Linked DNA regions of Homo sapiens: region 2 is linked to region 1. Evidence: chromatin contacts called from ENCODE Hi-C or POLR2A ChIA-PET data. All regions are on one chromosome and are shown on one strand. Each heading gives the region's core, a stretch centred on a gene start or an enhancer-like site at or near the end of the contact. The rest is flanking DNA. Distances are from core to core; before and after follow the strand shown.

The links. A loop is a pair of places that touch in the nucleus more often than their neighbours do. ChIA-PET counts read pairs that join two places held with the same protein, here RNA polymerase II (POLR2A). Pooled maps may share reads with other maps.
Region 2: a map of tibial artery shows a loop between it and region 1 (9-fold over the local background). The contact joins two enhancer-like sites. A Hi-C loop is called at or near these places in 3 of 168 maps with a recorded cell type or tissue (B cell, breast epithelium and tibial artery) and 2 of 50 pooled maps. POLR2A ChIA-PET finds 5 or more read pairs at or near these places in 3 of 52 experiments (A673, OCI-LY7 and T-cell).

The regions. Positions count from the first base shown.
Region 1 is chr13:50,753,726-50,758,765 of GRCh38, forward strand. It overlaps a transcript of DLEU7 not described here. Among named protein-coding and RNA genes, the nearest start is that of DLEU7-AS1, 52 kb to the right of the region's middle. RefSeq lists enhancers at 2,508-2,557, 2,588-2,637, 2,668-2,777. Within about 2 kb of position 2,554, at least 2 of the 41 ENCODE cell types and tissues checked have a DNase peak (open chromatin) inside an H3K27ac peak, as active enhancers do.
Region 2 is chr13:50,711,848-50,716,428 of GRCh38, forward strand. It overlaps a transcript of DLEU7 not described here. Among named protein-coding and RNA genes, the nearest start is that of DLEU7-AS1, 94 kb to the right of the region's middle. Within about 2 kb of position 3,209, at least 4 of the 41 ENCODE cell types and tissues checked have a DNase peak (open chromatin) inside an H3K27ac peak, as active enhancers do.

The DNA.
Region 1 (5,040 bases), core at 1,304-3,803:
GCCTTGACCATCCCAGAAAGGGGCTCCCACAGTGCAGCGGTAGGCTGAAAGGCTCCTCAAGTGCCGCCAAAGTGGGAGCCCAGGCAGAGGTGCCAAGAGCGAGCGAGGGCTGCAAGGGCTGCCAGCACACTGTCACCTCTCAGTGTCATTATTGTCGTTCAGTTTGAAGAATTTTTTAATTTCCATCTTGATTTCGTTTTTTGACCAAGTGCTCATTCAGGAGCAGGTTATTTAATTTCCATGTATTTGCATGGTTTTGAAGGTTCCTTTTGGAGTTGATTTCCAGTTTTTTCCCACTGTGGTCTGAGAGAGTGCTTGATATAATTTCAATTTTCTTAAATTTATTCCAGCTTATTTTATGGCCTATCATATGGTCTATCTTAAAGAAGGTTCCATATGCTGTTAAATAGAATGTGTATTTGCGATTATTGGATGAAATGTTCTGTATATATCTGTTAAGTCCATTTGTTCCAAGGTAGTTTAAATCCATTGTTTCCTTGTTGAGTTTCTGTCTTGACGACCTGTCTAGTGCTATCAGTGGAGTATTGAAGTCCCCCACTATTATTGTGTTGCTGTCTATCTCATTTCTTAGGTCTATTAGTAATTGTTTTATAAATTTGGGAGCTCCAGTGTTAGATGCATATATGTTTAGGATTGTGATATTTTCCTGTTGGACAAGGCCTTTTACCATTATATAATATCCCTCTTTGTCTCTTTTAACTGCTGCTGCTTCAAAGTTTGTTTTGTCTGAAATAAGAATAGCTATCTCTGCTCCCTTTTGGTGTCCATTTGCATAAAATGCCTTTTTCCACCCCTTTACTTTAAGTTTATGTGAGTCCTTATGTGTTAGGTGAGTCTCCTGAAAGCAGCAGATAGTTGGTCAGTGAGTTCTTATCTATTCTGCAGTTCTGTATCTTTTAAGTGGAGCATTTAAGCCATTAACATCCAGTGTTAGTATTGAGATATGAAGTACCATTGCATTCATTGTGCTATTTGTTGGCTGTGTACCTTGGTTTTTTTGTTTTTGCTTTTTAAATTGTATTTTTGTATTATAGGTCCTGTGTGATTTATACCTTAAAGAGGTTCTGTTTTGATGTGTTTCCAGGATTTGCTTCAAGATTTAGAGCTCCTTTTAGCAGTTCTTGTTGTAGTGGTTTGGTAGTGGCGAATTCTCTCAGCATTTGTTTGTCTGAAAAAGACTGTATCTTTCCTTCATATGTGATTCTTATCTTCACTGGATACAAAATTCTTGGCTGAAAATTGTTTTGCTTGAGGAGGCTGAAGATAGGGCCCCAATCTCTTCTAGCTTGCAAGGTTTCTGTTGAGAAATCTGCTGTTAGTCTGATAGGTTTTCCTTTATAGGTTAACTGGTGCCTTTGTCTCATAGCTCTTAAGATTCCTTCCTTCGTCTTAACTTTAGATACCCTGATGACAATGTGTGTAGGTGATGATCTTTTTGTGATGAATTTCCCAGGTGTTCTTTGTGCTTCTTGTATTTGAATGTCTATGTCTCTAGCAAGGCTGGGAAAGTTTTACTCTATTATTCCCCCAAATATGTTTTCCAAACTCTTAGATTTCTCTTCTCCCTCAAGAACACCGATTATTCTTAGGTTTGGTTGTTTAACATAATCCCAGACTTCTTGGAGGCTTTGTTCATATTTTCTTATTCTTTTTTCTTTGTCTTTGTTATATTGGGTTAATTTGAAGACCTTGTCTTTAAGCTCTGAATTTCGTTCTTCTACTTGTTCAATTCTATTGCTGAGACTTTCCAGAACATTTTGTATTTCTATAAATGTGTCCAATGTTTCCTGAAGTTTTTATTGCTTTTTTTTATGCTATCTATTTCCTTTAATATTTCTCCCTTCACTTCTTGTATCACTTTTCAGATGTCCTTGCATTGGGCTTCGCCTTTCTCTGGTGCCTCCCCAATTAGCTTAATAACTAACCTCCTGAATTCTTTTCCAGGTAAATCAGGGATTTCTTCTTGGTTTGTATCCATTGCTGGTGAGCTAATGTGATTTTTTTTTGAGGGGGGGGGCACGGTATTAAAGAACTTTGTACTTTGTTTTGCCATATTACCAGTGTTGTTTTTCTGCTTCCTTTTCATTTAGGTAGGCTCCGTCAGAGGCAAGGTCTAGGGCTGAAGGCTGTTGTTCAGATTCTTTTGTCCCATGGGGTGTTCCCTTGATGCAGTACTCTCCCCCTTTTCCTATGGATGTGGCTTTTTGTGAGCCAAGCTGCAATGATTGTTATCTCTCTTCTGGGTCTAGCCACCCAGCAAGTCTCCCCACCTCCAGGCTGGTACTGGGGGTTGTCTGCACAGAGTCCTGTGATGTGAACTGTCTATGGGTCTCTCAGCCACGGATACCAGCACCTGTTCTGGTGGAGGTTGCAGGGGGGTGAAATGGACTCTGTGAGGGTTCTTAGCTTTTTGGTGGTTTAATGTTCTATTTTTGTGCTGGTTGGCCTCCTGCCAGGAGGTGGCACTTTCCAGAGAGCATCAGCTGTGGTAGTATGGAGAGAAACAGGTGGTGGGCGGGGCCCTAGAACTCCCAAGAGTATACGCCCTTTGTCTTCAGCTGCCAGAGTGAATAGGGAAGGCCCATCAGGTAGGGGCAGGACTAGGCATGTCTGAGCTCAGACTCTCCTTCGATGGGTCTTGCTGTGGCTGCTGTGGGAGATGAGGGTGAGGTTCCCAGGTCAATGGAGTTGTGTACCTAGAAAGATTATGGCTGCCTCTGCTGAGTCATGCAGGTTGTCAGGGAAGTGGGGGAAAGCCGACAGTCACAGGCCTCATTCAGCTCCCACACAATTCAGAGGGCCGGTCTCCCTCTCACTGTGACCCGCTAACAACCCTGAGGCTGTTTCCAGGCAGTGGGCCGAGCAGGGCTTGAGAACTTGCCCCAGGCTACCTGCCTCCCAGCTGTGAAAGAACACAGCTTTTGTTCTTCCCCTGCCTGTGGAGTCTACACACCAGATTTGCACCCTCCCCTGATTTCCGGCCAGGAAGCTTCTTTCTGGGTTCAAATTTTTTCAAATTTCAGCTGGAGACTTCCTTCTTCCTGTGGTGTTTTCCCCCATACCTCTGGCTGCCCTCCCGAAGGATCCCTGTCATGCCAGGCAGGAATAGCCTGCTTGGGGACCCAGCGAGCTCCTGGGGCCTTTCCCGCTGCTTCCTCTACCCCTGTATTTTGCTGGGCTCTCTAAATTGGCTGAGCTCCAGGTAAGGTTGGAAACTTCTCCCGCAAATTAAGCCTTCTTTTATTTACTCCAGTGAGGGTGTGTGTTCAGGAGCGGAGGGTTTCCCTTTCCCACTTCTGCAGTTTGGGCACTCACAGTATTTACAGTGTCTTCCAGGTCCTGCAGGAGCAGTCCGCTTCTTTCAGAGGGTCTGTGGATCCTCTCAGGATTTCTGGTTTATTCTTGTCATTCTGGAGCTAAAATTCATGATGCAAGCCTCTGCACACTGCTCTGTCCATCTGAGTCAGAGCTGCAATCTAGTCCTGCCTCCCATCTGCAATGATGATCTTTTGTTGTTGTTGTTTTTTTAAAGAAATTAGCAACACAAAAGTGAGGCAGACGAACTAGTTGGGCTTCTAACTCAGCACCCAGATATAAACAAATTTAGTCATAGGAACCTTGACTTCAATTAATCTTCTCTGGTCATAATTCTTCTTGACTTATTCTCTGCTAATCTGCCATGCTAGGTTTATTGATAGACATCCAAAATGATCAGAGATTCTGAGATGTTACTTTTTCATTTCTGCTGCATGGCATTCTAGAGTTTCCCCACCAGCCAAACCAATGCAAAACTTGACTTTGTAAACTCGAGCGCTCACACCTTCAGTCTAGGTTTGTTTCTCCTGGCACACTATTCGTCATGCTTGTTACTGCAATCGATTTCTATTTTCCTCTAAACCTCCATCTTTCAGGCTGAACTTGATCACAGGCTGAGTGGATGGGTAGGGGATAGAATATGGAAATGTTTCTCTTTCTAAATGTGATTATAAAATAGGAATTTGTTATATCTTTTTCAGGCATATCCACAGCTCTTCAAATAAGCAATGTGATGTTAGCAAAAGTGCAGGGGCTCCTTGAGAACTTTCCAGGGCTAACCAGCTGCTGAGGAGTGGCCTCCAGGAAAGAGAGAAGCACTCTGATTCAGGCAGTGATTTACACCTAAAATACCAACTCCATCATATCTTCAGAACAATTCTTCTAGACCTTGCATCTAAATATGGTAAGTGTGAAATATATTTTATACCTAACTTGGTCCCCAGTATTATTTTCATTACCAAGATTTTTTTTTTTTTTTTTTTTTTTTTGAGATGAGGTTTAGCTATGTTGCCCAGGTTGGTCTCAAATTGCTGGCCTTAAGCAATCCTCCCACCTCAGCCTCCCAAAGTGGTAGAATTACAGGTGTGAGTCACTACACCTGGCCCCAAGATGTATTTTTAACCATAATTGGAGCAAGCAACATGTTTAATGGGGAAAATAGATAATTTTTGAATTTTGTGATTTGGAAGCTTATTGTTAACAGTGCTAAAGAAACGTTAAAAACACTCCAAAATGTGTCTTTAAGACTGTGGTACACATTGATCAAAGTGAGAAGATAACCAGTTAATTAAGGTTTCTTTTGTCCTTATTTCACTCTTGTATTAGTTATCCACTGCTGCATAACAAATGGCCCCCAAAGTGAGCAGTGTAAAAAAAATTTATTATGTCAGTTTCACAGTATTCACAGTTTCCGTGAGTCAGGAATCCCAGTATTTCTCAGCTGGGTGCCTCTGGCTCAGTAGCTTTCATGAAGCTGCAGTTAAGCAGTCACTTAGGGCTGGGGCTGTGGGGCTGTGGTCTCCACTGAAGACTCCACCGGGGGAAGTCAGCTCTAAGCCCACTTACCTGCTGGTTGCCAGGCCTCATGGGCAGTTGGACAGAGGGCTCTATTTCCCACTGTTGGCTGAAGGCCTCCCTCAGTTCCTTGTCACATGAACCTCTCCACAGGGCTGACTATAAACACAACTGGCTTTCTCCAGAGTG
Region 2 (4,581 bases), core at 1,959-4,458, 41 kb before region 1:
GGACTCAGGGCAGCCAGCTCCAAGGTCACACAGGATTTTTTTTTTTTTTTTCTGCGTAAGAAAAATATTGGGGAAAGGAGAAGAGAAATCCATTGTAAACTTAGGTAATCCAAAATTAAATTTCAGGGACCATTTATGAAACTATCTCTTTGAATCGTAATTCCAGTTACACATTAAATTTAACTGTAGGGAGACCTGAGTACAAACATTCATTGATTAGCCTTACAGTAAATTTGTGAGATCAAAACTTCCTAAATCCTATTGCAGATGGTACTAGCCACTGACTTTGACTTTCAGCTGTTAGACTGATCATTAGCAAACAACTTCTGGGCCAAGTGCCCACATCAGTTTTGAGGGAACTTTGGGATTTTTCTTTGCTTTGATTTGTAACAATCTATGTACGCCTTCTTTGGTAACCCTGATGAGAGCTCAAAGTAGGACTTTAAGCAGATATCCTAAGGCCAATATCCCAATTCTGCGTTTGTTTTTTTCCTTGAGGTTTAAACAGTATGTTGAATCAACATTCTATCAAGAGCTTTTTTAGTGCTTTTACCAAGAAGTTGTTAGTGAGAGCTGCATTCAGTTCAACTTTCTTTCTCGGTTCCTTTCCCTACCCTGGTTTAGTGTGTTGAAAAATCCTTTTGCATCAGCATTTATGCAGCATATAATTTTTTTACTCTCATCCAACAGGCACATTTGGATTTACTATTTCACTTGAACAGTTGGTGTTTACTGGCAGCAACAAGAACAAAATTTATAGCAGCAAATGGAAGCTGAACTCGCATGCTGGCTTTGCACTGAAGAACTTTGTGTTTGCCATTTCCTAATTGTGAAAACAATATGTCCAAGATTTTGCAGTCATCAGCATTCTGATGTAACGACTTCCATCTGGTCAAAGGAAGAAATTCAGAACCTCTATCTCCTTTTGAATTCTACTTCAGTGCAAAGGTAACTGGCTTAGGAGAATGTTGGAAGACAAGAAATTCAGACAATACATTCTGAAAAGCGACTATAACATCCACTTTTCCAGGGGATAATTTTCCTGAAGAGCAAACAGGGGTAGGGAATTTGTCACGATCTTCTTAATGGAAGCGGCTCTAATTGGAGCAAGATGACAGGATTACTTGGAGGTGAGAGAGGATAAAGAAAGCAGGATGATTTGTGGCGCGTTCCAATCGGAGGTAATAAGAAGTCAGAGATCCACAGAGACCATGCAATTGGAGACCAATACGAAGGCAATGGAGGCCAACAACGTGGTAATAAGAAGTGGTTTAACATCCCATCTCATCCCATCTGGCATTCAGAATTTGGCACTGGTTATTGAAATATGAAGCTCCTGATGGTCCTCACACTCCTACAGTGACCTTCTTCACTCATTAGCCAGGAGTTGAAGCTGAAAGAAATGTAGCATAATATCTCAAATGCTTGCTTTGCATTTTTTATATTCATTGATTCAACAATTATTTACTGAGCACTATATTGCATTTTAGGAATGGCATTAGGTACTGGAGATATGGGCTAACACACATTTCTTGGCTACCCATTATAGATAATTACATGAGAAACACAAAATATGCATAGAAGGACCCTAATTTCGAGTCAAACAACCCAGGAAGAAGACTTCTCTATAGCTATCTTTATACTTTATATTAATCTTTTTCTTTGTATTTTATGTTCATCTTCTTCTTCCTGAAATGAGAAGGGAAGGAAAATAGAATTCTAGAAATAACCTTACAGCTGCCCTTCACTCTATGGAAAAAGTGAGCTCTTGACAGGAAAGGGGTTCTATCCATGATCTTACAATTCCTAAACAGCAACAGCATCATGGACGTATTTGTTCCTGGCGTCATAAGCCTGCATACGGTAGGCATTCAGTTAATAGGTACTGATTGGTCTAACAGAGGAAGCTGGGCTTGATTATAAAATAAACTAGGCTATGAAATCATGCCTCCTAAAAGCTCATTAAAGGCAGCAACACGGGATGGGGACTGTAAGGAAGTTGTCTCCCACCTGCCTCCCTCCTCAGACACACATCATTCCGCAGATGTGAAAACGACCCAGACTCTGCCCGCATGTGGCCTCCCGGACCGGGCAGTAGGGCCTTGCCCCTACCCTCATGAAGACTGTCGGCTGTGTTACAGAACTGCTGCTCTGTCTCTGACTCCCCTCACTCCCATGCTCTGTTGGAAACTCAAGTTGTGAAACCACAAAACACAGAAAGGAAGTGGTCAACTATTGCACATACTCAAGCTATGTAGTCTCAGTTTATTCCATTCTTGCAGGATCATTGTAGGAAGGCATAAGAGTCCTGCTTACTGGTGAGCCACTGAACACAAACTCCCTTCTCACCTCTGCCTTGGATCCCGCCATGCCTGAGGTCTAGGGCTAGAAGCGTTGTTTCATCCACATTAATTCCGGTCTTGGGCAACGTGGCTATTTTCTGACCTGTCTGTCTTCCCACCCTAGTGGTGAATTCTCTTTCTGGGATCTCAACTCCTTCTCCTGTCACCCAGCTTTTTCCGAGCAACCCCAGTCCATCTGGCATATCATTAGAATGTTAAACCTAAAACGGTAAGCCATTCTGTGAATACCTTTAAGTAACAGGATATTAAAATGAGACTTTTCCTGTTTTCTCAGTGCTAGCTGACATCTTTGAGCTGAGAAAAAAAAATATTGTTAAAAATGCTCATCTATTCTCAGGAGATGTCATCTGCTAAGGAGTGACCAAAAAAATGGTCCAATAACCCTGAAACCATCGCTCAAATCTTAGCTACGCAAGGGGAGACTTGTAAATTAATGAGGACGGCAAGGATTTCATGAGACAGAGCTTTCAGGCTGCTAAAATGCTTCCTCCTCCCTTCTCATGTGTTTTCCCCTCATCTTACGCAAATAAGAGGGGGCCTTCAGAGAATTACTTGGAGAGCTGACCTAGGACCCCTAGGCTTTGGGGAACATAGAATGTATTAGTGTCTATTGCTGCTGAAACAAATTAGCACACATTTAACAGCTTAAAAATAGCAAAATTACTACCTCACAGTTCTGTAGGTTAGAAGTCCAGTGGGCGCGGCTGGTGTGTGGGCTTCAAGCCTCACAGGGCTGAAATCAAGGTGTTGGCCAGGCTGTACTCCCTCCTAGAGGCTCTAATGAAGCATCTGTTTCCAGGCCTCTGCGCCTTGTTGGCGGAATTCAGTTCAATTTGCCTGATGGACTGAGGTCCCTGCTTCCCTGCGGGCTGTCGGCGGGAACTGCCACTGGCTCCTTGCAGCCTCTCTCTGATTCTTGCACAAGGGCACCTACATCTCAGAGCCAGCGAGAGTGTGAGTGTGTGGAATCCTTCTCACGAGGCCTCATCTCTCTGACTTTCGTCGGGAAATGTTCTCTGCTTTTAAAGGATCATGTAATTATTTTGAGCCTACCCGATAATCCAGGATAATCCCCTCATCTAAAAATCTGTTACCTTAACCACATCTGCAAAGTCCCTGTTGCCGTGTAATGTAAGCTATTCACAGGTTCTGGGGATTAGGAAAAGGACATCTTTGGTGGGGGCCTTATTCAGCCTACCACATAGAGATTAGTACCTGAAAAGCCAGCAGGTGAGAAGCTAGACAGAGCAGCCGGTGGCAGCTAAAGGAGAAAGGGGGCGAGAGCTGGAGAAGTCGCACTTCCGCCGATGGCGCAGCAAAGGGGATGTTGCCCTGGAGGACTCAGGGAACGGAACTGGGCTATCAGCCGAGAATGGGGCTCCACTCAAAAGGAGGAACCAACAGGAGACACAAGGAACCCCAGCAGGAAGAAGTCGGAGATGGAGGAGGGGAAGTCATAGCTGGAGGAGACGTGTGTTAGGAAGCTACAATGGCAGCTCCCTAGTGGAGGTGTTTCGGAAAAACTCCGAAGATTCCACTTGAGAAAATCATCGGCCTTCAGACAACGTCTATGCCAGATAATGCTACCAAATCACAACCTTGCCTTTCCTCCCTACTGCTGTTCTGATGTGGGAGGACCCAAAGGCAGCAGAAGAGCCAAAGAAGAGTAGCAGAAAGGTAAGTTTGGCTGTCATGCCCTGGCACACCTTGCTGCTACCCTGCAGCTCCCTGCCACCTGGCCATGCACTGCTTCCCCTCCACACCCTGCTGAGGCAGGTCTGGGCTGGGGACACAGGAAGCTTTGATGTTAGACTGAACTGGACCTTCAAGATCTCAAAACACAAAGTATTTGTTAGTAACTGAAAGGTGGCATAAATGTTAGATCAACCTAGGATTTTATCACCAAATAAGGAAACAAGTTCACTGGGCAGTTCTAAGAAAGAATAGAATTGCTTCCTGCTTGGTCTTTTTTGTTTAATAGACCAGATTCACAAATGCCCCAACCCTTCTCTAGCAATGTGTAGGTTCTGATCACCAAGGGCTATCTCAAGAGAAGGGCCAAACATCTCCATTAACAGGAACTCAAGCCCTTGTTTCATTGAAATGTTTGGTTACAGCTTAATGACCACAGTTGCAAAGCCAGAATATTGAGTTTTTATATGCTATATTATTTACATGGAATAATGCCCTCTTGGTACCATATTGAACATAGTAAATT